2 separate regions of the Homo sapiens genome follow, and region 2 is linked to region 1. A link is an interaction called in ENCODE POLR2A ChIA-PET data of the cell type or tissue named here. Cell type or tissue: PC-3. All regions are shown on one strand. Links, peaks and the distances in the headings refer to the core of each region. The heading gives the core; the rest is flanking DNA.

Evidence for each region. Peaks named below come from ENCODE experiments on the same cell type or tissue, not always from the same donor. Only the 100,000 strongest peaks of a DNase experiment are listed, where the experiment ranks them.
Region 2: POLR2A ChIA-PET joins it to region 1 with 13 read pairs; 23 of 35 experiments call an interaction of 5 or more read pairs at or near these places.

The regions. Positions count from the first base shown.
Region 1 is chr20:49,312,988-49,328,508 of GRCh38, forward strand. No RefSeq gene overlaps it. Among named protein-coding and RNA genes, the nearest start is that of SNORD12, 40 kb to the left of the region's middle. RefSeq lists enhancers at 5,467-6,048, 6,049-6,630, 10,741-11,242, 11,243-11,742. In PC-3, for the core only: CTCF peaks have their summits at 7,717 and 10,892; DNase peaks (open chromatin) are centred at 7,674 and 10,914; H3K4me3 peaks cover 1,029 bases; H3K27me3 peaks cover 3,658 bases.
Region 2 is chr20:49,252,767-49,268,287 of GRCh38, forward strand. ZNFX1 (zinc finger NFX1-type containing 1) reads right to left here. Exons shown (of 14, transcript NM_021035.3): 4 at 13,369-13,500; 5 at 11,950-12,098; 6 at 10,568-10,717; 7 at 7,697-7,811; 8 at 4,651-4,898; 9 at 3,042-3,181; 10 at 1,729-1,883; 11 at 900-1,045; 12 at 1-64. Among named protein-coding and RNA genes, the nearest start is that of ZNFX1, 18 kb to the right of the region's middle. In PC-3, for the core only: no CTCF peak of the experiment used is centred there; no DNase peak of the experiment used is centred there; H3K4me3 peaks cover 317 bases; H3K27ac peaks cover 1,410 bases.

The sequences.
Region 1 (15,521 bases), core at 3,455-11,454:
GCCAGTTGCCATCAAAGAAGTTTGACTACTCTGAGCCACCACGATGTGAGGAAGCCCAAGCTAAGCATGTGGGAAGCCCAGGATGGAGGGAAAAGATGGCCAACCAGGGCCATGGTTGTTCCAGCCATCTCAGCTGAGGCACCAGCCACAGGAGTGAAGAATTTGTTTTAGACATCCAGTCCAATCAAACCTTGCCATGACTTTGGCTACAGCTGCACCAGCATGAGAAACCCTGAGGGAGAAACCCACAGGACTAGGAGAGACAGTGACACACTGTCATTTTAAGGCTCTATATTCTGGGATGGCTCATTCTACAGTGGATAATGGAGACAGGAGTTCATTGCAAAGGGAGACTGACCAGTCCCCTGCCCGCAACAGAGCACAGCCCTCTTCACCCAGACCCATGGAGAGGTGGCTGAGCAGACCTCAGCTGGGCAGCCCTCCACACTCTGAAGGCTCCCCCTTTCCTGCCTTAGTGGCAAGAATAATAATTTTCTCTTTGTGCCCAGAGAGCTGGCAACTGCCAAGTGCCCTGCTGTCCCCAGGGCCCTTACAAAAAGACTGCAGGGGAGGTTTTTCTGAGAACTGGGTCACCGGTTACTTAGATGCTTCAAACCTGGCAGAACAGAGAAACATCAGATAAAGGAGACTGGGAACTTCATAGGAAGCTGCTGGTCCTTGTCATGGGGACACACCATGACAAGCCACCAGAGAGTGGCTGCCTGCCCTCTCTGGACCCTTATGTCATAGGGACCTCCTCTCTTCTAGAGAGCTCTCTCTTTCTTTGTAAATGTTTGTAAATCTTTCTTTGTAAACATTTTGGAAAGTATGCATTAATCAGGCCAGACACGATGGCTCACGCATTTAATCCCAGCACTTTGGGAGGCCGAGGCGGGCAGATCACTCGAGGTCAGGAGTTCAAGACCAGCTTGGCCAACATGGTGAAACCCTATCTCTACTAAAAATAGAAAAATTAGCTGGGCATGGTGGTGGGCATCTGTAATCCCAGCTACTCGGGAGGGTGAGGCAGGAGAATCACTTGAACCCAGGAGAAAGAGGTTGCAGTGAGCTGAGATCACATCTGTAATCCCAGCACTTTGGGAGTCTGAGGTGGGCAGATCACTTGAGGCCAGGAGTTCGAGACCAGCCTGGCAAACATGGTGAAACCCTATCTCTACAAAAAATACAAAAATTAGCTGGATGTGGTGGCACATGGCTGTAGTCCCAGCTACTGGAGAAGCTGAAGTGGGAGGATCACCTGAGCCTGGGAGGTCCAGGCTGCAGTGAGCCGTGATTGTGCCACTACACTCCAGCCTGAGTGACAGAGTGAGACCTTGTCTTGAACAAAACAAAACAAAACAAAACAAAACAGAAAAAAACCTGTCCTTTTCTCCCACTGCCTGTTCAGTTCCCCAGAGGCAATTGCTTAACATTTCTTTCACATTTATTGGAATAGGTAACACAAGGCGTGTGCTAAAAATTTCAAAAGGTACAAAAAAGGTAAAGAGATTAAGTCTCCCTCCTTCCTTCTCCCCACCCAGCTCCTCTCCCTAAAGACAACCACTTCTACCAGTGTATTACATCTCCTTCCAGAGATATGCTATGCATATGTCAGCATATAATATAAACAGCCTTAAAAAATAAAACAGGGCTGGGAATGGTGGTTCATGCCTGTAATCCCAGCACTTTGGGAGGCCACGGTGGGTGCATCACCTGAGGTCAGGAGTTCAAGACCAGCCTGACCAACATGGTGAAACGCTTGTCTCTACTAAAAATACAAAATTAGCTGGGCGTGGTGGCTCATGCCTGTAATCCCACCTACTTGGGAGGCTGAGGCAGGAGAATTGCTTGAACTTGGGAGGCGGAGGTTGCAGTGAGCTGAGGTTGTGCCATTGCACTCTAGCCTGGGCAACAAGAGGAAAACACCGTCTCAAAAACAACCACCACCACCAACCCAGAAAGGGTAACTTGCTACAAATGCTGTTCTGCACCTTGCTTTTCCACTTAACCATATATTTTGAAGGTCTTCCATATCAGTAGGTAAATAACTGCTTTATTATTTTAGGGGACTGCACAATATTCCACTGTAGGGATGGACCGTAATTCATGTAACCAGCCCCTACTGAGGGACACTGAGGTTGATGCCAACCTTTTGATATTACAGTGAAACAGCAAATAATCTTGTACTCATGTTTTCTTGCACATGTATGCCTCTCTCAGTAAAGATTCCTGAATCAAAAGACGTGTGCTTTTGTCATTTTTTAAAATTTTTATTTATTCATTTATTTTTGAGACAGGGTCTCGCTCTGTCACCCAGGCTGGATTGCAGTGGCACGATCATGGCTCACTGTAGCTTGACTTCCCGGGCTGAAGTGATCCTCCTGTCTCAGCCTCCTGAGTAGCTGGGACCACAGGTGTGTGCCCCCATGCCTGGCTAATATTTAAATTTTATTTTTAGTAGAGACAGGGTCTTCCTATGTTGCCCAGGCTGGTCTCAAACGTCTGGGCTCAAGCAATCCTCCCGCCTCAGCCTCCCAAAATACTGGAATCCCAGTATTATAGGCTGTGCTTTTGTACTTTTAATAGGTATTGACAAAATGAGACTGTATTGATGTTCTTGTTTGCAGACTTCATACTTAAGTGCCCCTTTCCCTACACCTTCCCCAATTCTATTCAAATAAAAATCAACATCTTTAATCTGTGCTGTAGAATTGGTAAGAAATGTATCTCTGCACTTTTACATTTGAAATATATTGTTAGAAGGTTGAGCATCTTCATATGCTTAATTGTCATGGCAACCACTTCTAGCCTGTGTAGCGATTTCTTCTAGTTGTTTATTTCCATAGAGCTAAATAATGTTTGAATGTAGCCATTCATTGATTTATCAGCTTTAGGTGTTATCTATTGATTTTTGCTCCAATACATGAGGATTTAGCTCACTTACAGTGTCATCCTTGCACCTCCTCTATCTTTCTACCCTTCCTTCCTTCTCTCTTTTTTATTTTTATTTTTTTTTTGAGACGGAGTCTTGCTTGTTGCCCAGGGTAGAGTGCAGTGGCACAATCTTGGTTCACTGCAACCTCTGCCTCCCAGGTTCAAGTGATTCTCCTACCACAGCCTCCCAAGTAGTTGGGATTACAGGCGCCCACTGCCAAGCCCAGCTAATTTTTGTATTTTTAGTAAAGATGGGGTTTCACCACATTGGTCAGGCTGGTCTTGAACTCCTGACCTCAGGTGATGCACCCACCTCGTCCTCCCAAAGTGCTGGGATTACAGGCGTGAGCCACCGTGCCTGGTCTCTTCTCTTTATGAAAAATATTGCTGGTTTTCCATTTATAGTAGTGATATATTTTTTTCCTTTCCTTTTCTTATTAAAATAGACTATTTTTTAGAGAAGTTTTTGGTTCACGGCAAAATTGAACAGAAAGTACAGAGTTCTCATATATTCCCTGCTCCTCCCACCCCTCAGTTTTTCCCACTACCAAGGTCCTACACCAGTGGTACATTTGTTACAATCGATGAACCTGCACTGATACATCCTTATCATCCAAAGCCCATAGTTTGCCTTAGGGTTCACTCTTGGTGCTGCACATTCTATGGGTTTGGACAAATGTACAATGACATGTATCCACCATTATAGTATCATGCAGAATAGTTTAACTGCCCTAAAAATCCTCTGTGCTCCACCTATTCATCCCTCCCTCCAGCCTAACCCCAGGAAACCACTGATAATTTTACTGTCTTCATGGTTTTGCTTTTTCCACAATGTCATGTAGTTGGAATCATACAGTATGTAGTCTTTTTCAGATTGTCTTCTTTCAGTTAATAAAATGCACTTAAGTTTCTTCCACGTCTTTTTGTGGCTTGATAGCTTATTTCTTTTTAGTGCTGAATAATATTCCATTGCCTGGATTTACCACAGTATATTTATCCATTCACCTCCTGAAGGAAATCGTGGTTGCTCCCAAGTTTGGGGAATCATTAATAAAACTTCTAGGAACATCTGTGTGCAGGTCTTTGTGTGGACATAAATTTTCAGCTCATTTGGGTAAATACCAAGGAGCATGAATATTGGATCATATGGTAAGTGTACATTTCATTTTGTAAGAAACTGCCAAACTGTCTCCCACAATGGCTATACCATTTTGTTTTCCTACCAGAAATGAAAAAGAGTTCCCGTTGCTCCACGTCCTCACCAGCGTTTAGGATTTTAATCCTTTGAATAGGCATGTAGTGTTATCTCATTAGTATTTTCATTTGCAATCTCCTAACGACAGGTGATGTTGAGCATCATTTCATATGTTTATTTGCCATCTGTATATCTTCTTTGGTTGAGGTATCTGCTTAGTTCTTTTGCCTATTTTTTTTTTTTTTTTTTTTGAGACGGCGTTTTGCTCTTGTTGCCCAGGCTGGAGCGCAATGGTGCAATCTTGGCTCACTGCTACCTCCCCCTCCTGGGTTCAAGGGATTCTCCTGCCTCAGCCTCCTGAGTAGCTGGGATTACAGGTACCCGCCACCACACTTGGCTAATTTTTTGTATTTTTAGTAGAGATGGGGTTTCACCATGTTGGTCAGGCTGGTCTCGAACTCCTGACCTCAGGTGATCCACCCGCCTCGGCCTCCCAAAGTGCTGGGATTTTACAGACCTGAGCCATGGTGCCTGGCCTCTTTTGCCAATTTTTTAATGAGGTCTTTTGTCTTCTTGTTATTGAGTTCTAAAAGTTCTTTATATATTTTGGACAGCAGTTCTTTATCAGGTGTGTCTTTTGCAAATAATTTTTCCCATTCTGTGGGTTTGGTGGGTTTGTCTTCTCATTCTCTTGAGTGATGTGGCATTTAAAAAAATAAAATTACTTTAAGTTTAAAAAGCAAGTCCATTTAAAGAGAAACACCCAGGAAATAATAGCCAAGGTGGTAGAATATGGTGAAAAAATGAAAGGGCACCCAAGAGCCTCAGGTTTGGGCAATACTGATGACACATAGAGCCTGGTTCCCTGGCAATTATTATGGCGGTTACTACTATTTTAATAATATTAGCAGTTACGGTTGGTATTTTTGCTATTACAATTAATGGCATAGGGGCTGTATCGCCCCTGTCTTCCTGGAACCTGGAGGCAATGAGGAGCTCTGCAAAGTTGTTGAGATTATTATGACCATATCTGGGTATTTCACCACTACAAAGAGCTGCGCAAAGTTTGGACGGTAGGAATCGGGGTGGACATCAGCTCGGTGACAGGTAGGAGGTGGGTCCGAGGAGGGGTCGGGTCTGGGAGCCTCCGCCCCCAACTCAAGGCAGGCTACACAAGATCTGTCTCCGTTGGCGTCCCGGTACCTAGCTTGAGCCCGACCATGGGCATGCGTGGCGTGGCGCGAATCCTGTCCCTGTCGCTCGTCCTGGCCGCGGTGGCCACGGGGGCCTGGGAGCGGGGGCCGCTGGGCGTGCTCTTGCCCTGGCAGGGCTCCGCCGCGCTGGGCCGCTGCTGTCCTGGCCGTGACCCGATGTTTGTCGCCCGCGGGCCCCCGCGCTGCTTCTGCGACCAAGCGTGCGGCGCGGCGCGGCGCGGGACTGCTGCGCAGACTATACGCGGGTCTGCCCAGGTGCACCCGGGGAAAGGCAAGGCACTAGCGGAACGCTCGGAGCGGAGGGGAGCTGGGGCGGGGGATGAGCGGAGGAAGGGAGCCCAGCACCTAGGGGGCTCTGGGCTTGGAGGGGTCACACGAGCCGAGGGCGGGGCGCGGCGCTTGGGGACTGGAAGGGTGCGCCGCGGGGCAGACGGGACGTGCAGGGGGTCGCGCGGGCAAGGAGGGACGCAGACACTCAGGACCTAAAGGGGAAGCACTGGCTGTGGAGCTGCGAGCCGAGAAAGACGCGCAGGTTATGAACCTGGGTGCGTTCATCTCGGGGGACCTGAAGGAGAGGGACTCGTGGAGAGTTGAGGGGTGTTTCGGAGGAGGGGCGCAAGGACTGCTCACAGGACTTGAAGGGCGGCAGGAAGGTGGAGGATTCGGCCCAGGTGCGGGACGCAGGCGGTGGAAGGGAAATGAGCACAAGAGGCGCAGGCAGGAAGGAGAGCGCCTGGTGCGAGAGAGGAAGGAGCGCACCCAGTAAGCGGTGTCGGGGGGGTCGTGAAGCTTGGAGGGCCTCGAGGGGAGGGAGGCGCTTGGGTTGAGGTAGGGCGCCAGATTTCGCAAATCAAAATACAGCACACCCAGTTAAACTCGAATTTCAGATAAACAAATCTTTCTAGAGAAAAATATGTCCTAAATATCGCATGGGATATACTTATACTAAAAAATTATTTGTTGTTTTTCTGAAATTGAAATCTAACTCGGAGTCCTGTATTTTATCTGAGAGCCCCAGCTGGGGACGGGCGCGGGGCCAAGAGAGCTGCGAGGGAGGAGGGGTTGCAAGCTTCTTTCGGGCGGAGGGGTCACAAGGCGAATGGAGAAGGTGACAAGGAGCATGGAGAAACCAAGAAAAGGGCTAACGCTTGGAGAGCAAGGATGGAAAGACGCTCAAAGCGGAGGCGGAACGGTCTGAGTGATTCCAAAACTAGTGTGTCCAAGCTGGTTAGAACTCAGGCAGGCGGGTCCAGAAGCCGAGGGGCCTGACAGATACGCAGGTGAAGTCCATCTGTGGTCCGCGTGCTGGGCGTGGCCACCGGGCTAGTCCAAGCATTCCTGGTAAAGGCTCCTCCAGAGTGGTACCCACAGCGCTCTATTAAGGGCTATTTTAGTTGAGTCATTAGTGGGAAGGACGCTGCCTATCCCCTCCCCCCCCGCCACCCCACTCCCTTCTTCTAGAGATGGAGCCTTGCTCTGTCGCCCAGGCTGGAGTGCCGTGGTGCGATCATCATTCACTGCAGCCTCGAACTCCTGGGCTCAAGCGATTCTTCTGCCTCAGCCTCCCAAGTAGCTGGATGACAGGCACGCACCACCATGTCTGGCTCTCTATCCTTTTTAAATCCCAGAAGTAAAGTTTTCACACCCACTGGAGACAAAAAAAAAATCTAAATTCTGTCACCCTGTAAAACGGTTATGACCCAACTTTCCTATGTCAGGGAGGAAAGTGATTGATTGGGCCCCTCTACCGTGTGATATCACTAGAGCTTCCTTCAGAAATTTGTTTTAAAAGACAGAGAGGGCGCTTTTAAAAAAATGCATAATGGGTCGGGCACAGTGGCTCATGCTTGTAATCCCAACACTTGGGGAGGCTGTGGGAGGATCATTTGAGGCCAGGAGTTCGAGACCAGCCTGGGCAATATTGGAAGACCCAGTCTCTACAAAAAATTAAAAAAAAATTAGCCTCAAATGGTGATGACTGCCTGTAGCACCAGCTACTCAGGAGACTGAGGTGGGAGAATCACTTGAGCCCAGGAGGTTGAGCCTGCAGTGAGCTATGATTATGCCACTGCACTCCAGCCTGGGTGACAGAGCGAGATCATGTCTCAAAAATAAATAAATAAATAAATAAATAAATAAAAATGTAAGGGACCTAACATCCATTAATCACCTATCCCTCTGTGCCCAGAAGCTGGGCTGGATGTCCCCTGGAACCTGAATACATTCTCCCTGCCCTCTGGGGTTCAGGTATGGAATAACATCCCTGTTTAGCAGTCAAGAAAAGCAAGGCTCAGAGAGGAGAGGGCTTTGGGCAGTCAAGAATTCCCAGCCAGTGGAGGAGCTGGGTCTGATTCTGAGTCTTCTAGCTCCTTGCTGCCAGGAGTGGCCAACGTTGGAAATTCAGGCAGCAGTGAGATGAGAAAGTAATTTTGGATGTGGTGTCTTCTCAAGCCATAGGCAAAAGAGAACTCCTTCCAGATTAAATTTGGGGAAGGACTGCCTGGGGGTGCTTTTGTACTGGTTGGTTTTCTGTGTAGAGAGTTCATGCAGCCGCGGGTCTGTACTGATTGGAGCTGAAGTCCCAGGTTAGCACCACCAACAGGGGCTCCCCTGCCACAGCGCAGGAGTGGGGGCCCAGGATGGGTCCAGGCAAAGGCATCAGTGATACTTTCTCATGGTCTGACCGACACCCACAGAATCACACAATGTTAGCCCCTCCCAAGAGATGTCCTTTCTATACGGAGTGGGGGCTGGAGGAACCAGGAGCCTCAAAGCTTTGCTTTCACCTTTGTTTTGCTCTTTTGGGATCTGCCTCCTTATCTGGAGCAGGGTCTTGTGAAGAGACGCAGGGAAAAGTTCACTTTCCACCTCCCAGGGGAGCAGGCAGGAGGGGACTAGTTAGGAGGCAAAAGATGTAGAGAAGTATTTGCTTTTTTCATGGGCTATTTTTAGGAGATAAAGTCAACTGCCTTAAGTGATCAATTGTAATAGAGGGAGATGTTGAAGATGACTTAAAAAACAAACAAAATCCGCAAACAACAAATCTAATATTTATGAAATACCAAATGTCAGGAAGGTACTATTTTAAGTGCTTGAAGTAAATTGTCTCATTTAAGCCTCATAATAACGCTATGGAACAGTGTTATCATGTCTGTTTTACAGATGAGGAACTAAGGCACAGAGAGGTTAAGTGACGTGTTCTGGGTTGCACAGCTCTTAAACAGCAGATCTGGGATTTGCACTCCAGCAGTCTGACTCCAGATCTCAATATTGTATAGCAGCTCAAGGGTGGCAGAGACTCAAGAATGTTAGGAGAGGGAAGCTTGAGTCTACAGGTGTAAGGAGACCCCTTGACATCTTCCCCATTTAGTTCAATTAAAATTTTCTTTTTTTTTCTTTTTCTTTCTTTCCTTCCTTCTCTCTTTTCTTTTCTTTTTCTCTCTCTCTTTCTTCCTTCCTTTCTTTTTATTTTTCAGGGTTTCACTGTGTCACCCAGGCTGGAGTGCAGTGGTGCAATCATGGCTCACTGCAACCTCTGCCTCCCAGGCTCAAGTGATCCTCCTACCTCAGTCTCCTGAGTAGCTGGGACTACAGGTGTGGGCCACCACACCCAGCTTTTTTTTTTTTTTTTTTTTTTTTTTTTTGTATTTTTTGTAGAGATGGAGTTTTACCATCTTTTCCAGGCTGGTCTCAAACTCCTGGGCTCAAGCTATCCTCCAGCCTTGGCCTCCCAAAGTGCTGGAATTACCAGTGTGAGCCTCCACACCCAGCCTCAATTACAATTGGTGGCCACCTTCTGTGTGCCCAATTCAGCTAGAAGCACTGGGGGATGGAAGCAAGGCTGGAGTTCTGGTACCCCTCAAGCTTATTGTCTATTTTTGGGAGACAAGGTAGTTGGGAAAGGAATAAATAATTTCAGTCTGAGCAAGGTGAAGCTTGGAAATGATTGGTGAGGATGGTGTGGAGGCAGGGAGAGAGTGGGGCTGGAGTGATTAGTAAGGCCTTGAAAGATAGACACCACTGTATTTTCCAAGTTATTTACAGAATGTTTCCATGTATTCTATACTTCTTAAATATCATCTCAACCCTGTATGGTTGATGTCCCTACATATACACTTATGTGTTTCCTGTAGACTTAGTACTCTTAGGGTTGTGACACAATTTAACTTAAGTTAACAAGGATATTTATTGGCTTAGGTAACTAAAGAACAACCCAGGGATTCCAGAGCTTCAGGCATGACTGGATCCAGGGGCTCCAAGGATGTCATCAGGACTCTATCTCTTTCCATTCTTCGGCTTTTCTTGTGTTAACTTCATTTACAGGCATGCTGTCACCAAGTGGTAGCAAAGCTAGTGGTCAAAGACAGTAGCTGTAAACTGCCATCCTTAATGGATTGAGAGCATTTTTCCCCAGTTCCAGCCAAAATCCCAGGGCTGGTTCTCATGGGCTCAGTTTGGATTAAATGGTCATTGCTGACCCAATCAATCACTGAACCCAGGGAGAAGGAATATATCAACTGGCCATGTGGGGGTCACCTGCCTCATACCAGGAACGAGAGGGTGCGATCAGCCCTGTCCAAACCATGTGGATTGAGAGTGGGGAGTTTTGGTTTCTCAGAAGAAAACTGAGGTGGTATTCCCAGAAGATGGGGGAAAGGAGGCTGGGAGGGTACTACTCAGCTGTGGGAGACCACGTGCTTTGGGAAACTTTGGGTAAAGTGTGCTGAGATGTTGAATAGGAGGAGGGCACGGTAAATGACTGTGGATGAGTTGCAGGAAAATGTAGATTTTTAGCCACTGAGCTTGGGGGTCTCCATCTATGATCCACTGTCAAAAAAGATCCTTCGTGAACCCCCTCAATAGGAGATGGGAACCACTGAGGGATTTCAGGGAACAGGCCAGAACTGTATTCTAGAAAATCCTTTTGGTAGACAATAAGGAGGGCAGATGGTAAGGAGGCTGGGCAGTGTGGTTCAGAGGAGAAAGCGGGGTTTGGATAATGCAGAAAGACATTCCTTGGCTGGGCCCCGTGGCTCATGCCAGCATTTTGAGAGGCTGAGGTGGGTGGATCACAAGGTCAGGAGTTTGAGACCAGCCTGGCCAACATAGTGAAACCCTGTCTCTACTAAAAATACAAAAATTAGCTGGGTGTGGTGGCACGTGCCTATAGTCCCAGCTACTCCGGAGGCTGAGGCAGGAGGATCGTTTGAACCTGGGAGGCGGAGGTTGCAGGGAGCCGAGATGGTGCCACTGCACTCCAGCCTGGGCGACAGAGAGAGACTCCATCTTAAAAAAAAAAAAAAAAAAAAAAAAAGGTGTTCCTTCATGAGCCTGGGCCTGTAAGGGTGGGGTGAAGCGATTCTAAGGGGTCTGTGGGAAATGTGGTCTGGCCATGGCAGGCTCAGCTGGCACGATGTCATCTGGGTATCCAGGACTCAGTGAGCAGCCTTACCACCGCCCTACCCCTTTCTGTAAGGCTGGGAAGCTAGAATTTCTTCTTTGGTCAGGAAAAGTGGGCTGGGCTTTGCTTTGAGAAACACTGCTATCTGGTGTTGCCTTTTTGCAATGTCAGCCTGTGGTTATATTTCCTTTGTTGTTGCTAAGGCAAGATTTGCTCACTCATTGTTCAGTGGCACATCACTTCCTGAGTTGCTGTGTGCCAGGCCCTGTGCTTGGTGATGGGATACAGCAGGGAACATGACAAATGAGGACCCTATTGTTGTGGAGCTGACACTCTAATGGAGGAGGCAGACACTACGAGAATAACCACAGATGTACTGAGTTTGTGATCCTGGGCCTATGCGAGGGGTGATGATGGTTCCCTCTTGTGTGCGTGCTGCCAGTGAGACGGGTAGAACACGTGCAGGGTGGTGCCTGCCTAATTTTCCGCAAAATCTCTCACCTGCCTGGCAGGCAGGGCAGGAGATCGTGGTGGACTTTGGGGATACCCCTTGGTCCAGCTGTCCAGCCAGTGCCTGAATCTGGTCTGCAGTCTTCCTGCCAGGTTTTTTAGCCACATTGTGAACACTTTCAGTGACACAAAACTCATTCTTCTAGCAGCTTCTTCTACTGTAGATAATCCTTTCTCTCCTGGGAAACCGCAGGAGCCATCATGCTTCTGCCCTCACCCCCACCCAGAGAGATGGGCAGTCATCCTTTTGAAACCTTTGGTATCACCACGTCACATCTCTGCTCAGAACTCGGCAATGGCTTTTCGTCATGCCTAGAATAAAATCTGAACTCCTTACAACAGTCCTCAAGGCCCTATATGCTATCTTTGTCCCCTCCCTCTCTGATGTCACCTCCTACCACTTTTCCTCTGGCTTATTTTCCTGCAGCGACACTGGCCTCCTCACTGTCCCTCTGATATCCTACCTTTACCCTGCCTCAGCGACTTTGCACTGCCTGTTTTGTGCCTGGAATACAGTTCCCTTCCTACACAGTTCCCTTCATCACTTTCTTGGGGGCTCTGTTCAGATGTCCTTGTCTTGGAGGACTTCCTTGACTCCTGCCTAAAATAGTTTCTTGTTACACCACCCTTGGCACTCTTTCTTTTTTTCCCTGCCTCTCTCTCAACCCTGGCCACTCTTGACCTGCTGTTTTTTCTCAAAGCACAGATCACTAGTTGAAATTACATGGTTGCATGTTATTGTTTATTGTCTGTTTCCCCCACTGAATGTCAGCTCCTTGAGGGCAGGGCTGTACCTGTTTTGGTCATCTGTGTTCCCAGCACCCAGCCCAGTGCTCTGCACACAGTAGGTCCTAAATTGTTGTTGAACGAATGCATAAAGACCATTGAACTGGGCATTTACAGTATGGCCAGTGCTTTGCATTCGCCATTGCAACAAACCCGAGACTGTGGTTCAAATCCAGGTTTGTCTGACTCTACATCCTTGGCTCAACTTAGGGATTCTGCCTCTTAAGCCCCAGTGGCCTCATCTCTGAGCTGGGTTTGACAATAGTGCAAACACATTAGGAGTTGGGGACCTGGCAAGTGACAGATGGTACCCCCAGAAGGGTATAATAGAAAACAAGGGCTCTATTCACAGAGGTGGGGGCAGCAGTACAGGACAGGAGGAAATGGTGTTATTGGAGCCTGTGAGAGTAGGATCTGCAGCCAAGGGCCCCCTTCCCCAAAATGGGGGACAATAAACACCTTGGGTGCACTCTCCTCCTGCCCTCTGCTCCTCTCATCCCCGCTGGTGTTCCCCACTGGTTCAACTCTACTGGCAGCCAGGGAGAGGCTGGGAGATGCACAGGCTTGCTGGGGGTTGAGTATGGAGAGGGAGTACAGAGTTTCAGGAGACTGTTGTGAGGATTAAATGAAGTCATGTATGGGACTTGCTTGGTTTAGCATCCAAAGCACAATGAACGGGGTTATTAGATGGATGATGAAAGCACTTGATCAGTCTTAGGTTGCCACACTGGGTGTCTCCCCTCCCTCCTCCTTCTTGCCCTCCCTCTTTCTGTTTCCTTTCTTCTCTTGTTTACCTTCCTTTCTTTCTTTTTCCTTCCTTCCCTCTGAGCTTTTCAACTCTGCTAAGATGGGCAGATTGAAGGATTGTTTGCTCCAAGAAAAAAATTTTAAACCTCTGAGATTTATGCAAAGAATATGTGACTTCCTGACCTTCCAGAGGCACTGCTGCTTGTCTTTGGCACAATAACGCCATTCCTTCATCAAGGATGCACATGATTTTTTCCCTCTTCACATTTTCACGTTGCTGAATTAGGACATGTCTCATAGCTGGGAGGGCTTTTCCTGAAGACAGACCTCATCTTTCTTGTTAAACGCTGTGTCTCCAGCACCCAAGACAGTTCTGGGCTCGCTGCAGATGCTTGGTAAATATTTGGGGTATGAGTGAATTAATTCTGACAGTGGTGGCCGCCTTGCATGTGCAGCAAATGTGTGTGTGTGCCGCTGACAAAACTTGCTGGCACATCCGTAGAAAGTCTCTCGCTGGGGAAGTGCCCAGATTCCGTTTCTGCTAGACTGCCTTTCCCTGTCTGATTTGCTCTGGTCCTGATCTGGGAGTGTGGACTTGGAATGAAGAAGTGTCGGTCCCAGCGGGGACATCATTAGAAATACCACCTGTGGTAGACATGTGAAGCACCTCAAGGATGGGGGAACCCAGCACGTTCCTTTTGTGATGATGAAATATTTCCGACATACACCACCAATGTAGAGAGATAATACAACAAACCCTCGGGAAAAGCTAAGAAACAAACCTTGACAATTGCCACTGCAGTGTCTGTTTCCCTCCTGTAGTCACCTGCTGTCCCACTCTCCCCAGAGATTGTCACAATGCTGAATTTGACATTTAAAATTCCCATGCATATATGGGGGTATGTGTGTGTTTATGTACATAAACATACACTGTACATTCTTTTTTTTTTTTTTGAAACAGAATCTCGATCCGTCGCCCAGGCTGGAATGCAGTGGCACAGTCTTGGCTCACTGCAACCTCTACCTCCCAGGCTCAAGTGATCCTTCTGCCTCACTTTCCCTAGTAGCTGGGACTACAGGCGTGCACCACCATACCTGGCTAGTCTTTGTATTTTTCTTTTTTGGTAGAGATGGGATTTCACCATGTTGCCCAGGCTGGTCTGAAACTCCTGGGCTCAAGCGATCCTCCTGCCTTGGCCTCCCAAAGTGCTGGGATTACAGGTGTGAGTAATAGCGCCTGGCTACAGGACTTTCTTGTGATTCACAGTAGTTATGTTCTGTAAAGTTGCCACAAAGACTGAATTAACCAATACTGAATTAACCAATGGCCCCTAGGGGAAATATGTACACACATATCTCACTTAGTTTATACTTTAGATCCTAAAAACAACTCATCCTGGTCAATTCCATTTTCTTCATTTTACCAAAGAGTGTTAGGAAGTGTTAAGAGACTCGCCCGAGGCTGCCTCCCTAACAGTTGCTGGAGTTGGGATTCAAACCCCATCCAACTGGCCCAGGGCTGGAGCTTCTTGCACTACATAGACCTGTCCCTACTGTCTCTGTCCTCTGGTAACATCTGTATGAAGCTGGAACAAGAAGACAGAGTGGGGCCCTGTTTAACTTCAGCTTGGAACCTGCACATTGAGTTACTCAAATTTTTCACTAATCTTCGCTTGTCTGTGAGTAACTATAAATGTGCTGCAAGTATTGATTTTAGGGTTAAAAATAATTTCAGCAAATAAGCAAAGTAGCAAATACAGAATCTGTAAATCATGAGGACTGGCTGCATATATATGTATTTACTATGCCTGTATGAATGCCTAAATACTTTATAGTACCGTTTTGCAGTTTTAAAAAACTATATAGGCCAGGCGCAGTGGCTCACGCCTGTAATCCCAGCACTTTGGGAGGCCGAGGTGGGCAGATCACTTGAGGTGAGGAGTTTGAGATCAGTCTGGCTAGCATGGAGAAACGCTTTCTCTGCTAAAAATACAAAAAATTAGCCAGGCATGGTGGTGGGTGCCTGTAATCCCAGCTTCTCAGGAGGCTGAGGCAGGAGAATCGCTTGAACCTGGGAGGCAGAGGTAGCAGTGAGCCGAGATCACACCACTGCACTTCAGCCTGGGCAACAGAGCTAGACACCGTCTCAAACAAACAAACAAACAAACAAACAAGACTGTATATAAAAAGCATCACATTAGACATGTGAATCCTTTTGCAAGTAATTTATTTCCCCTTCAGGTTACTGACAGTGTAGCTGTGGCTCATTTTCACTGATGTAGAGGAATAGTTAGTGCTTATTAAACACCTGCTATGTGCTGGGAGCAAATGCTTTATATTTCATATTTGGTTGAACCCTTAAGGCCACCCTATCAGTTAGATACTATTCTTATTCCCATTTGACAAAAGAAGAAATTGAAGCATCAGTTGCCCTAAGTGCTTAGGAAATGTTTATTGAAGGAATGAGTGATGGAGACGACCTAAGTGATCATCAATAAGATGATTGGATAAAGGTGGAATTCTAAGTTTAGGTGAACATATGAAGAGTTGTCATAGGGAAACTTTCAAGGAAGGCATAGACTGAGGTTTGCAAGAGTTCTAGCACTTGGTGTGGTGTTTTGGGGGTTCAGATTGTGGGGAAGGTGGAGAAGACCTGGATGCTGGCTAGCTAAACCCCACAGAGGTCTCCCTTGCAGACACCACCTTCTCTTCCAGCAGTCTCCTGCACTGTGGC
Region 2 (15,521 bases), core at 4,505-12,504, 59 kb before region 1:
CAAAAAGGGACACCTCAAGGTTGAAGTTCTTGGCCAGATCATACACGTTGGCACTGGGGCGCAGCTGAGAAGAGAAACATGGCTGAGGATTCTCTACTGATAAAGTCATTTAACCATCCATACTTCCATCCATCCAACCAACCATCAAATGTTTTTCAAGTGTTGACTATGTGCCAGGCACTATTCTACATACTCACAGTTTAAGGATTAATAATGACAAGGGTTAAGGATTAGTAGAACTAAAGGTGATATGACAGAGTGCCCCATGGTGGGTTTTTTCTAGCTAGGCCTCTGAACAGTGACATCTGAGTAGACACTAGCATGGCAGAAGTTGCCAGTTCTTCAGTCATTTGAAAAGCAAGATCCATAATGGGGAGCGGAAAGGACACAGTGGGACACCAAGAGCAAATGGGATGAAGTCAGAGAAATAAGCTGAAACCTGATCACATAAGCCTTTGTGGGCCACTTTAAGAAGCTTGATTTTTATGCAAGTGCAATGGGACACCACTGGAGGGTTTTCAGCTGGAAAGTGATATTATCTATCTACCTTTTTTTTAAAAAAATTCACTTTGGCTCCTTTATGTAGAGTGCATTAAAAGGTAGCAAAAATGGAAGCAGAGAGACTGAGGAGCATGCTATTACAATACAGTCCACTCAAGAGGCCATGGTGGACTAGGTAAATAGCAGAGGGAATGGATGAAATAAATGACGTTGCCACTAAAATATACCCCAAATCTAATAGCATCTGCTCTTAGACTGAACGTGGGAGGTGAAGACAAGAGGAATCACAAGAAGCTACTAATAAGCTTGAGGACTGTTGAAGCAGAGGCCAGGGTCTTCCTTTATGATCTCACCCCCACGGAGAGCCAGCCCATCTTCTAGGGGGACTCTCGTTTTACCTGCTGGTGGTCCCCAATCAAAATGAGGTGCTGGCAAGCTTTGCTCAATGTGGCAATGGTATGGGCCTCAAGGACTTCCGCAGCTTCTTCCACTATGACAATCCTCGGCTCCACCTTCTGTAGGATCTGGCGGTATTTGGCAGCACCTCAAGTGAGGAAAGAAGAGAAAGGCTCCTCTGAGCTGAGGCACAGGACCCACAGGGCCACTGGGCCTCTGGGAATCCACTTCTGTATCTTCCCTGAACCTGCATCAGCGACAGCTGGTCCTTATAGTGTTCTGGGTGGTCTCCAGAACATTAAAACTGTGTTGGTCACTGTTGGAGTTTCAAACCCAGCAGGAGAAAGTGAGTGAATTTCTTTTTTCTTTTTTTTTTTTTCTTTGAGACAGTCTCACTCTGTCACCCAGGCTGGAGTGCAGTGGTGCGATCTCAGCTGACTGCAACCTCCACCTCCCAGGTTCAAGTGATTCTTGTGCCCCAGCCTCCCGAGTAGCCAGGATTACAGGCACCCACCACTACACCCAGCTAATTTTTGTATTTTTAGTAGAGATGAGATTTCACCATGTTGGCCAGGCTGATTGCAAACTTATGACCTCAGGTGATCCACCTGCCTTGGCCTCCCAAAGTGTTGGGATTATAGGCGTGAGCCACTGCGCCTGGCGAAAGTGAGTGAATTTCACCAAGAGTTCTCAAAATATGGGTGCTTTCAGTAGCTTTTCATGGTATTTTCCTCTAACCTACCAAAGAAGCTCCTCTTTACCTGTCCTTAGATAATCTGGCACCAGAAGTGAACTTAGATGCAACAGGCAAATTTCTCCACAGTTTCTTACCTGTGGTTGTCATTCCTACAACCTGGGCATCTTTAAGAATGTGCAGGTCTTCCTGGAGTCTCAGCTCGGCCATTCTTTCTGCTGATGTGCGGTACTGGCGTTCATAGCTGAGGATCTTCCGGCGGGTGTCAGCCTGGTACAACTGTAGCCAGAGCCTGGAGAATGGGAAGAACCAAGGAAAGAAAGCCACATGCTCTTTGAGAAGGTGGAAGAACGCCCTTCAGTGTGCCCAGTGTATGAAGTGAACCTTGGACCCTTGGAGCATAGTGACAAACAGAGAGATACATTCAGGGACCTAAGAATCCAAAATGCCCAACAAAAAGATGTGCAGAGTAGTCAGGAGCTAAGGAAAGGGGTGAGATAAAGAACAAAGGTTAACTATGGGAAGAAAATAAGAGACTTTAAAAACTTTGGGAAGAATTCTCCCAGCTGCAGCATCCCTGCCTAATTTCCCTCCCCTCCTCTAATTCTCCATAGAGTATTTATTTTATTAGTAAAACTGATGATGTCACTAATCGCTGTAAAACTTTCCAACGGCTTTCTACTACTTTTTTTTTTTTTTTTTTAAAAGACGGAGTCTTGCTCTGTCACCCAGGCTGGAGTGCAATGGCGTGATCTTGGCTCACTACAACCTCCACCTCCGGGTTCAAGCGATTCTCCTGCCTCAGCCTCCCGAGTAGCTGGGATTATAGGCACCGGCCACCACGCCCAGCTAATTTTTTGTGTTTTTAGTAGAGACGGGGTTTCACTGTGTTAGCCAGGATGGTCTCAATCTCCTGACCTTGTGATCCGCCTGTCTCGGCCTCCCGAAGTGCTAGCATTAAAGGCGTGAGCTACTGCGCCCGGCCTCTCCTACTCTTTTTTTTTTTTCCTGTAGAGATGAGGTCTCACTATGTTGCCCAGGCTGGTCTTGAACCCTGGGCCTCAAGAGATCCTCTAGCCTCAGCCTCCCAAAGTGGTGAGATTACAGGTGTGAGTCATTGTGCCTGTTACCTCTCTGTTCTTTTCTGAGTTTTTATACCCATTTGTAACTTTTTATTTGTGGAATTACGTGATTAATTTGTTACCCTGGATAGACTCCATAGGCTCCACGAAGGTAATAATTAATTTGTTACCCTGGATAGACTCTATAAGCTCCATGAAAGTAGAGCAAAGTGTCTATTCTATCCCATGGCTGTATCCCTATCACTCAGCTCAGTGGTGGTGCTCAATCAATAATTAGTTAACATCGTTGAAGGTCTTGGAGGTGGAGAATGTTCTAGGAACAGAAGAGGAACTCCCTACATGGGTTGGCTAGATGTGGAACACAGTACCTATAAAGCTGCCAGCGAGAACTGAGGTCCAGCTGCCAAACATCCTCGATCTCGTTGGCCTCGGCTGCAGTCATGGTGTTCAGTTTGCGAAGCTCATCCTTCACTCTTTTTTTCATTTTCTTTTTCTGGTTGCGCTGGGTCTGCAGACATCAATACCAGGCAGGGTACTGTCTGAGCAGAGGCAGGCTTGGTTTTAAGCCCAAGGCAGGGGTCACAGCACGTAAGAAAAAGGGCTGGCATCACTGATTAATGTCAAGTGTCTTACATTCTCCCAACAGCTCTTCCACTGTAGAGTGGCTAAACAAGGACTCTGGAGCCAGTTTGCCTGGCTTCAAAGCCCTACTCTACCTCTTACTAGGTTGTGGGACCTAGTAAGGTAAATGACCTAACCTCTGTGTCCCTCAGTATCACCTTCTATAAAATGGGAATAATAATGGTATCTCTTTATAGGATTGTTGGCTTGTCAGGAGTAAATACGTGGAAAGCATTTATACTAGTACTAGCACTAGTTATCATTAAACATCTTTGACCATAGCCTGTTTCTTGTTCCTAAAATGCATGCCATGAAAGTCATGGGGGTGGTACTTTCTTGTTGAATGCTGTACAACCAGTGCCTAGCAACTGGTGCTTCACACAGGACTTGGCACAGTGCCTGCTAAAACGGTCCTACTGCCATCGTATCAACACAGTACCTTTAACAAGTGGTGGAAAGCACTGTTTATGAGAAAGTGCTCTCTTCTGGCCGTCACTGAGTCTGAGGCTATGAGCCTTTAGAAGGCTCGCAAGTCAGACAGATGTCACTAAATAAAGATCTTCCCGCTGCTTCAAAATGAAACAAATCAACCTTTCCTGATGCCTCCTGGGAGAGATGCTGAATCTGTGCTTCTAAGAATTGAGATCATGACTCCGCTCACCACATATAGTGATACTGAACTGAACTAGATCAGGTGCAAAGCCAGCACTCAGATGAAAACTGCATCCAAAGTTGCCCTTGAAAGTTCTCAAATCATTGGTAAGGTTTACAAATTCTTATTTTGAATATCTAATCCTCGATCATCATAGTTATGCATGGTAAACAGTGAGGACTACTAGGCTCCACCAAAAGGAGCAGAGGGAAGGCTACATGAAGACACCTGGGCATTCATACAATTCTGGCTTTAAGAGAAGTGTCAAATTCCAGGCTGAATGAAGGAGGAATATTCCATCCAGCCTGGAGGTCTCGCTTCATTGCTTACTTTAATCCTCTAAAATCTTAGTACATGTTCACAAACTCATTTGAAATAGAGAAAACAACACTCCTGAAGGCATTAAGTACTGAGACCGTGTTTGACCTGACTCATATGTGCTACATTCTTCCACAAGTTCTACAGAAGCACTTGGCTACCTGCTTCCTGTCTTTCTAAGTTGGCATTTCTTGCCAGAGGCCCTCTGAAGAACCATCGTATTTATATCCTTGGGAATCACTAAAGCCATCTCATACCAGGGGTAGGCTGTAATACAGGTACTTAGCTAATTGTAATGGTGAAGTGAATATACTGTATCAGAAGTGGGGGAAAACAAGCGGTCAGAACACTCTCAGGCCTGTTTCAACCCAAGGAAGTGAGTTTACCTGCCACTCTCCTGTGGCTTGCTCCTGTCCAGCTGCTGTCCCAGTGCCACAATGGTCTAGCCTCATGGCCAGAAGCATTTTAGCCAACTCCTGGTCTGCTCCACTCTCTTCCTTCTTCCGCCGCTGGGGCCTCACCACCTCTTCCTCCTCAATCACCCGGTCTGCTTGAATCAGGTCAGCTTCCTCTGCGATCTCTATCAGCGAACTCTCCTCCTCCCCTTCTTCCTCCTCATCCCCTTCTGCCTGGGCTAAGAGAGAGAAACAGGCAGGAGAGAGATGAAAACTCTTTTTTTTTTTTTTTTTGATATGGAATCTCGCTCTTTTGCCCAGGGTGGAGTGCGGTGGTGCGATCTTGGCTCATTGCAACCTCTGCCTCCTGGGTTCAAGTGATTCTCCGGCCTCAGCCTCCTGAGTAGCTGGGATTACATGCACCCACCACCACGCCTGGCTAATTTTGTAGGCTAATTTTGTATTTTTAGTAGAGATGGGGTTTCACCATGTTGGTCAGGCTGGTCTCGAACTCCTGACCTCGTGATCTGCCCGCCTTGGCTTCCCAAAGTGCTGGGATTACAGGCGTGAGCCACCGTGCCTGGCCAGAGATGGAAACTCTTGAAGCTAAGGGACAGAAGACGGCACCTGCAAGAGCTCAGATGCATGAAGACATTATCAAGGGTTTATGTGATTTTTTTTTTTTTTTTGAGACGGAGTTTCACTCGTTGCCCAGGCTGGAGTGCAATGGCACAATCTTGGCTCACCACAACCTCCACCTCCCGGGTTCAAGCGATTCTCCTGCCTCAGCCTCCCGAGTAGTTGGCATTACAGGCATGCACCACCACGCCCAGCTAATTTTGTATTTTTAGTAGAGACAGGGTTTCTCCATGTTGGTCAGGCTGGTCTCGAACTCCCGACCTCAGGCCTGCCTCGGCCTCCCAAAGTGCTGGGATTACAGGTGTGAGCCACTGCACCCAGCCCTATGTGATTATTTTTGAGAAGAGAAACTAAAAGGAATGAGAGGAGAGTTAGGAAAGGCTTAAGGTCTCCTTATATACTTTTTGTTACGTTTTACGTTAAAAAATCATACGAATATATGCCTTTTAAAGAAAGGTTTTGGCTGTGCGTGGGGCTTATGCCTGTATCCCAGCACTCTGGGAGGCTGAGGTGGGTGGATCACCTGACGTCAGGAGTTCGAGACCAGCCTGGCCAACACGGTGAAACTCTGTCTTTACTAAAAATACAAAAATTAGCCAAGTGTGGTGGCGCATGCCTGTATTTCTAGCTACCTGGGAGGCTGAGGCAGGAGAATCACTTGAACCCAGGAGGTGGAAGTTGCAGTGAGCCGAGATCGTGCCATTGCACTCCAGCCTGGGCAACAGAGTGAGACTCCATCTCAAAAATAAATAAATAAGGCTGGGCGTGGTGGCTCATGCCTGTAATCCCAGCACTCTGGGAGGCCGAGGTGGGCAGATCACCTGAGGTCAGGAGCTCAAGACCAGCCTGGCCAACATGGGGAAACCCCATCTTTACTAAAAATACAAAATAAGCTGGGTGTGGTGAGTGTGCCTGTAATCCCAGCTACTTGGGAAGCTGAGGCAGGAGAATTGCTCGAACCTAGGAGGCAGAGGTTGCAGTGAGCCGAGATCACACCATTGCACTGCAGCCTGGTGGACAGAGTGAGACTGTGAGACTCAGTCTCAAAAAAAAATAAATAAATAAATAAATAAATAAAATAAATACACAATAAATAAATAAAGGTTTTACTTATACCAAATACATATACAATGGAGGGCATACAATGTAAATATGTAATATAAAGGATAATAAAAATATATAAAATGAATACCCAAGTACCTTCCACCCAATTTAAGTAGAAAACTGACAAATTTTTTGAAGACCTTTGTTAGCCTTCCTAACCCGAATTTTATATTACTCATTTCCTTTTTAAAAGATAATAATGTTACCACATTTATACTGTATCTAAGTAACACATTGTCTAGTATATATGTTTCCATAACTTGCCTTTTTTTTTTTTGAGACTATGTCTGTCACTCAGGCTGTAGTGCAGCATTGCAGTCATGGCTCACTGCAGCCTCAACCTCCTGAGCTCAAGCCATCCTCTCGCCTCAGCCACCTAAGTAGCTGGGACTACAGGCACGCACCACCACACCCAGCTAAACTTTTTCCTTTTTTTTTTTAGTAAAGACAGGGTCTCATTATGTTGCCCAGGCTGGTCTCCAACTTCTGGGCTGAAACGATCCTCCTGCCTTGCACTTGCAAAGTGCTGGGATTACATGCATGGGCCACTATGCCCGGCTAACTTGCCTTTTTCATTCAGCATGTTTTTGAGATTCATATGTGTTACTGTATATGCTGTGTTTCATTCCTTTTCACTGTTGTACAGTATTTCATTATCTGAGTTGACTTAATTGATCCATCCATTGAAGAAATGTTGATGAACATTTGAGTTCTTTCTGATTTTCTGCTATGATAAAGTGGTTATGTAAATTTAAATATCCCCAGCAGCAGTGCATCAGAGTTTCCATTGCTTCAAATTCTCATCAACATGGGGTTATATCAAACTTTAATTGTTGCCAAACTGGTGTGTAAGTAATAGTTATCTCATTGTGGTTTTAATTCCTCTAGTTTTTAATGAGCACTTTTCATATATCTATTGAACAATTTCCTATTTTGTGATGTGCCTGTTAAAAGTCTTTTATCTCATTAGCTGCGCGTGGTGGCACTTGCCTGTAATGCCAGCTACTTGGGAGGCTAAGGCAGGAGAGGAGAATCGCTTGAACCTGGAAGGTGGAGGTTGCAGTGAGCCGAGATCACACCACTGCACTCCAGCCTGGGCAACAAGAGTGAAACTCCATCTCAAAAAAAAAAAAAAAAAGTATTTTATCTCTTTTCCTTATATTAAGCTATTTGTCTTTCTCTGATTGACTCATAGCTCTTTATTTATTCTGGGAATTATTTTTAAGTCTCACTGTTCTGGTATTTACTATATTCTACGTTAAGATTTGATTCTAGGAAGACATGCACTTCTTACCTGTATTCTCAGGTCCTGCTGGAGAAACACTTTGCGTGAAAGAACCGACACCAAGACCTAGCCACTCCAGCATCATGGAATGCTTCCAGTGCTGGAAGCAAATCCATTCACTATCCTAAGGAAAGAAGAATGATCATTTGTGAGGATTCTATGACAACCAATGTGAAGGCTGGGTCTCCTCAAAGAATCAAAAGCAGATTGGGGCATGGTAGCTCATGCCTGTAATCCCAGCAATTTGGAAGGCCAAGGCAGGAAGACTGCCTGAGCCCAGAAATTCAAGACCAGCCTGGGCAATACGGTGAGACCCTATGTCTTTAAAAAGAGAGAAAAAAAAAAGACTGGGCGTGGTGGCTTGCGCCTGTAATCCCAACACTTTGGGAGGCTGAGGCAGGCGGATCACCTGAGGTCACGAGTTTGAGACCAGCCTGGCCAACATGGTGAAACCCTGTCTTTATTAAAACTACAAAAATTAGCCAGGCATAGTGGTGCATGCCTGTAGTCCCAGCTACTCAGGAGGTTGAGGCAGAAGAACTGCTTGAACCCGGGAGGCAGAGGTTGCAGTGAGTGGAGATTGTGCCACTACACTCCGGCCTGGGTGACAAAAGCAAGATTCTGTCTCAAAAAAGCTGGGTGTGATGGCATGCACATATAATCCCAGTTACCCAGGAGGCTGAGGTGGGAGGACTGCTTGAGCCCAGGAGGCCGAGGCTGCAGTGAGCTATGATTATGCCACTGCCCTCCAGCCTGGGCTCAAGACCCTATCTCAAAAGAAAAAAGAATCAAAAGTAATTCCCTTAAAGTTTATAGGCTGTACTATTCACAACAGCAAAGACATCTAATCAACCTAAATGCGCATCAATGAAGGACTGGATAAAGAAAACGTGGTACATATATACCATGGAATACTATGCAGCCATAAAAAAGAATGAGATCATGTCCTTTGCGAGGACCTGAATGGAGTTTGAGGGCATTATCTTTAGCAAACTAACACAAGAACAGAAAACCAAATACTGCATGTTCTCACTTATAAGTTAAATGATGAGAACACATGGTCACATAGAGGGGATCAACACACTGGGGCCTATTGAAGGGTGGAGGATGGGAGGAGGGAGAGGAGCAGGAAAAATAACTGATGAGTACTAGGCTTAATATCTAGGTGATGTACAACAAACCGCCATGACACAAGTTTTTTTTTTTTTTTTTGAGACAGTCTTGCTCTGTCGCCCAGGCTGGAGTGCAGTGGCACGATCTCGGCTCACTGCAAGCTCTGCCTCCCAGGTTCACACCATTCTCCTGCCTCAGCCTCCTGAGTAGCTGGGACTACAGGCGCCCGCCACCATGCCCGGCTAATTTTTTTATTTTTTTAGTAGAGACGGGGTTTCAGCGTGTTAGCCAGGATGGTCTCAATCTCCTGACCTCGTGATCCGCCTGCCTCGGCCTCCCAAAGTGCTGGGATTACAGGCGTGAGCCACTGCGCGCTTGGCCTCATGACACAAGTTTACCTACGTAACAAACCTGCACACGTACCCCTGAACTTAAAAGTTAAAAAAAAAATTAAAAAAGAAACATCATATTGTTAAAAAAAAAAAAAGTTCAGAGGCTGTGAACTGGCATCTCCTTGGGCAACTGGAACATTTAACATGACTTGTATAGAATTTTAAAAATCAAAGGGCTGGGCACGGTGGCTCATGCCTATAATCCCAGCACTTTGGAGAGCCGAGGTGGGCGGGTCACCTGAGGTCAGGAGTTCAAGACCAGCCTGGCGAATGTGGTGAAACCCTGTCTCTACAAAAATTAGCCAGGCATGATGGCAGGTGCCTGTAATCCTAGCTACTCAAGAGGCCAAGGTAAGAGAATCGCTTGAACCCGGGAGGCGGAGGTTGTAGTAAGCCAAGATCGCGCCATTGCACTGCAGCCTGGGGTGAGAGAGTGAGAACTCTGTCTCAAAAAAAAAAAAAAGAAGAAAAAAAAAAAAGAATTAAAAAAATTTTCCAGCCTATTTTGACAAAATCAGGAGCTATGGCAGCAATGACTGTTTATTACTGAATGGCAACAAATGGCTGGAGCTGGGTTGCTACCACATCTGTTCTAGTTTGCCACAGTCCTCTCCGCTTCTTAATATTTCAAATCTAGATTGCTTCACTTATTTGTAAGACCTGAATGACCTCTGTAAGCTTTTGGTTTGTAATCCTGTAAATCAGCAACCTAATGGTAACAAAGCTACCATTTCACTGGGTTCCTAGCCTGCCACTTTACAGAGACTGTCTCAGTTATTTCTTACCATATCTTTTGAAGGTAGGCATTATTATTATCCATGTTTGATTGCTGAGGATCACATGAACCCAAGTCACACAGTCAGTCTGCATGACTATATCTATCAACTCCCAAGTTCTCTATCTGTGCTAGTTTGCCTCTGGTTATGATTTTCTTCATTTCATTTAACAAACACTTATAGTACAGTTACTAAATTAATAAGTTTACAAATATCACCTTGCTCATCTAAATAACAATCCTGTAAGAACAAAGATCTGTAAGAAATTGCCTTTTTTGCAAATCAATATTACAGATGTTGGCAATTTCATATGGTTCAACTTAATGCTTATTATTATCCCCATTTTATAAAAGGGGAAACAGCCACAGAAAATTAAGTAACTTGTCCAGAGCCAAGCTCAGACTAAAACCCAACAGGCTGGTTCGAGTTTTGTTCCTGACCAGCATATTCAGCTGCCTCTCATCACAAAAGGGAACTTTACACATTGTGGCAGCATCAGATTATCAAACAGGTAAAGTTTTGGACTGATGCTTCTCCTGGAGGCTACCTCAAAGTACTGAGGCCAGAGACATATTTGTGTCCCCCAGGATGACCCCTACCTGCACTGGTCCATTCATGAGACTTTCCCAGTGCTGGGGTGAGATGTACTTCTGCAGGTACTGTTCCCGTAGGACACCACGCATGGTGCACTCCAGGGTCTTGGCTCCTTCATGAAGCTCTTGCTCTGACTCCTTCATCTGTGTCATGATCTTCCAAGAACAGAGGGAAAGAAATGATGAGGAAATATCATCATCCCCCAAACTCAGTCCTCACCTTGAGGGAAAGCAAAGCTAAGACAGGAACAGTAAGGAGGGAGAATAAATAAATAGACTGGTCAACAAACCAATTTCCCAAGGCACATTATTGTGGTCTTGAAACCAAAGAACTAGTATCGGTTGAGTGTGGTGGCTCATGCCTGTAATACCAGCATTTTAGGAGGCCAAGGCAGGTGGATCACTTGAGGTCTGTAGTTCAAGACCAGCCTGGCCAACATGGCAAAACACTGTCTCTACTAAAAATGCAAAAATTAGCCAGGCGTGGTGGCAGGTTGAATATCCCTTATCCAAAATGCTTGGGACTAGAAGTGTTTCAGATTTTGGAATATTTGCGTTTATACTTACTGGTTGAGCATTGCAAATCTGGAAATCCAAAATGTGAAATAATGTTGGGCCGGGCGCGGTGGCTCACGCCTGTAATCCCAGCACTTTGGGAGGCCGAGGCGGGTGGACCATGAGGTCAAGAGATCGAGACCAGCCTGGCCAACATGGTGAAATCTTGTCTCTACTAAAAATACAAAAATTAGCCAGGTGTGATGGCGGGCGCCTGTAATCCCAGCTACTCAGGAGGCTGAGGCAAGAGAATCGCTTGAACCTAGGAGGTGGAGGTTGCAGTGAGCCGAGATTGTGCCACTGCACTCCAGCCTGGGTGACTGAGCAAGACCCTGTCTCAAAAAAAGAAATAATGTTGGCACTCAGAAAGTTTTGGATTTGGATTTTCCAATTTGAGATGCTCAACCTACACAACAGAAAAACAAACAGGCCAAGAATACTGTGGGAGAGACTTCAAGGCTCACAATATCTGTTCTCTCTCTTTTCCTTAGTAATAAGAACTCAGATTTTTGACTGGGCACATTGCTGCCCAGCTAAAAGATGACATTTCCCTGGTCAGTTGGCTGTACACAGAGGTGCTGTGGGTGGTATGGGGGAAGGAGCGTTAAGGTAGGGTGGGGATGGGCAGTGTTTCCTTGTCTTTTCTCCATCTTGGATTGTGAAGGCAAAGGTCATACCAAGGGATTGGCAGAATAGAATGCTGAAAGGAACCTGGGTCCTCCAGAGCTTTGAGGAGCCTCCAAATCTACCCTGGGCTGCCTACCCAGAAAGCCACTGCTATCTTGTTTAGGTCCCTCTTGAACTACCCCAGATATTTCAGAGCTGGGACTTACACTCATGTAGGCCCTTCGGAGGTGCATGGGGAGGTTGCGGCGGAATTCCCGCTTGTTCCTCAGCTCCCTTAGGGTGAACTGCTTCAGGATTTCACTGTTGCTCCTTCCACCCACCCGCACAATGCTGGTCTTCTGACAATTGTAGATGCCTGTGGAACAAAGTGGAGCATGGCAGGGTTGAGAGGAGCTTATGCTAGGTTCTCTCAGGTGAGAGCTGTGTGTATTTGGGATCTAGTCTGGTCCCTTAGAGAATAAACTTGTGCTTAAAGGAAATTTACCCCATTAATGAGTGAGAAGGTCCCCGAGAAGATGTGACCTGCAGAGCAGTAAAGTGTAGCACTTAAAGAGTACAGGTTCTGGAATCAGACAACTAGGGATCCAACTCTTAGCTCTACCACTTATTGCTGTGTAACCTGGGGCAAGTGACTTGAGTCTCAGTTTCTCTGTCTGTGATTTAGAGATGGCAATATCTCCCATATAGGGCTACAGTCTGGATAAATGAAAGAAAATCTTTAAAGCTCCTAGCTAGGGCCCAGCACAAAGCAAGCACCCAGGATATGTTACATATTTTTCACTCTGCAGATTTACTGATTGCTCATATGTTTTAGGCATGTGCCAAGTTCTGAAGATATAGCAGTAGAAACATAGGCCCAGTTTCTGATTTGTTATCATTTCTTTGTCTCTGGCAGGAAGTTACTCATTAAATAATTAATACGGCAGCAATAAATGTAGTGAGTACTGGTAGCAGGGGACATTACCTAGTCTGGGTGGGGTAGGGATCTATTTTTAAGAATCTAATATTTAAACTCAGACTCTAAGAATAAAGATTTATCTAGGTGAAAGGGAGGTATAGAAGAATAAAAATAAAGGAAAAGCATATATTTATTCATCCATTAATGTTATTTAGTATTTTTTGAGTGCCTAATATGTGCCAGGATATGTGAATACAGCAAGAAAAGGACCAATCCTCATCTAGGGTAGCGATACATAAAATAGATTATAAAAAAATAAAAAATGCAAAAGAGACTTCACTTTGGGGCTATAGAAAAAGTCCACCTGAGAAGAGAGATTTAAAGTGGGACCAGAAGAATGAGTAGGGCCAGGTTGAGTAGGGCCAGGTTGAATAAGCTCAAGATGGAGAGGGAAAAAACTATTCCAGGCCAGAGGATGGCATGGGCCAATGGAGGACGTAGAGGCTTTCAAGGAACTGAAGATAACCAGTGTTGCTGGAGTTAGGGAGAACAAGGTTAAGAAGTAGGAGCTGTGGTTCACAGTCCAGCTGGGACAGATCACAAACGGCCATGTAAGTAATGATAAGGACTGTTGACTTTGTTTGAAGAGCAATAGAAAGCTACTGAAGTTGCTGATGGTTCAATCATCAACATCTTGATAGAGAACAAATTTGCCTATAAGTATTACCTTCCAGAAACTGGTCCAAAGCATGATTAGTATAACACACAACCAAGATGGGGAACTTCTGGAGGCTAATTTGCCAAACAGACTCGTTGGTTAGGAGGGCCTGAACAATTTTTAGACCCACATAGGTTTTGCCTAGAAAATAAGGAAAAAGGAATTTAACAATTTAGACATTTTCTAAATAAAGTAATTACTCAGAGCAAAATCTTTTTTTAAATTTAATATAATACATTAAGATAGTTTAAAATCTAAGAAGCGTACATTGTATATTGTGAAAAGTCCCTCTTGCACTCTGTCACCCAGTTCTCTGGGTGGAAGCAACCAATGTTACCAGTTTCTTTTGTAACTTTACAGAGACAGTATATCCACGCATATACAAACAATACAAATGTGTATTCTTTTTCTAGACTTCCCCTTTTCTCCTTAAAATATGAATAGTAACAGACAATTTTTACCATTCTACATCTTGATTTTTTTCACTTAATGTATCTTGAAGGTCATTCTCTATCAATACATAGGAGAATCCCATCCCCCCCACCCCCCCCTTTCCTTTTTACAGCTGTTAAGGTATTTTTTAGCCAGTTTTCTATTGATGCTGTATATATTGTTTCCAATCTTGTGGCAAATTAGAAATACTTTTTATATACATGGTAGATTTGCTTTTGTGATGGGAGGGGAAAACTTGTAGAAATCAACATTGGAATAAGAGTTATAGGCTCATTAGTAAATGGCCATTAATTAATTAATTAGGCTAAAAACTGCTAAATTCTCTCTTTTTGTTTGAGATGGAGTTTCGCTCTTGTTGCCCAGGCTGGAATGCAATGGTGTGATCTTGGCTCACCGCAACCTCTGCCTCCCGGGTTCAAGTGATTCTCCTGCCTCAGCCTCCCAAGTAGCTGGGACCACAGGCGCATGCCACCATGCCCAGCTAATTTTTGTATTTTTAGTATAGATGGGGTTTCACCATGTTGGGCAGGATGGTCTTGATCTCTTGACCCTTGTGATCTGTCCGCCTTGGCCTCCCAAAGTGCTGGGATTACAGGCGTGAGCCACCATGCCTGGCCTGCTAAATTCTTACATTGTGTCAGGCTGGTAAGGTAGACACTGTCCTCAAAAATCTCAAAGTTGAGGGAGGGAGTGATATAAGATAATCAAAGATTTCACTACAGCAGGATAAGTAACAATTTCTTCCTTCTTTTTTAAGGCCCTATGTTGTCCAGACTGGAGTGCAGGGGCTATGTGTACTGCAGCCTGAACACCTGTTTTCAAGGGATCCTCCCATCTCAGCCTCCCAAGTACTTGGTACTACAGGTACTCGTCAAGACGTCCAGCTTTGTTACATAAAGTTTTTTTTTTTTTTTTTTAAATCATGAGTTGCCATTACTTCATTGGTGTTTTTTAAAGACTTCTTCCTGTTTGGGGTTTTGTTTTCTTTTGGTACTTCCTTTCGGAGAGTAATTTAGCAGTAGCTATTTTAACTGTTAATGTAAATTCCCACTTCTAATAATAGTTATGACCCCAGAGTAGAATTAGAGAGTGGCACCTGGGGAGAAAGGTATGGGAAGGTATAGTTCCACGACAAGTACAATGTGGCAGATAGGAGCCAGGATTCTACAGCTAGACTGCCTGAATTCAATTCCTAAACTTGTCACTTAACATTTGTGTGAGCTTCAGTACATACTTCCCACCTCTTAAGAGGTTATTTAACCCTTCTTTGCCTTAGCTTTCTTCATCCGTATAACAGTTTTGTTTTTTTTTTTGAGGTGGAGTCTTGCTCTGTTGCCCAGGCTAGAGTGCAGTGGAGCGATCTCAGCTCACTGCAAGCTCCGCCTCCTGGGTTCACGCCATTCTCCTGCCTCAGCCTCCCGAGTAGCTGGGACTACAGGCGCCTGCCACCATGCCCGGCTAATTTTTTTATATTTTTTAGTAGAGACAGGGTTTCGTCGTGTTAGCCAGGATGGTCTTGATCTCCTGACCTTGTGATCCACCCGCCTCAGCCTCCCAAAGTGCTGGGATTACAGGTGTGAGCCACCGTGCCTGACCAACTGTATAATGGTTTTAGTAATGGCTTCTATTTCACAAGGTTGTGAGGATGCAATTAGTTAAGGTATGTAAAGTAAGTAAAATGTTGCTTCACACATAGTGCTATTATATAT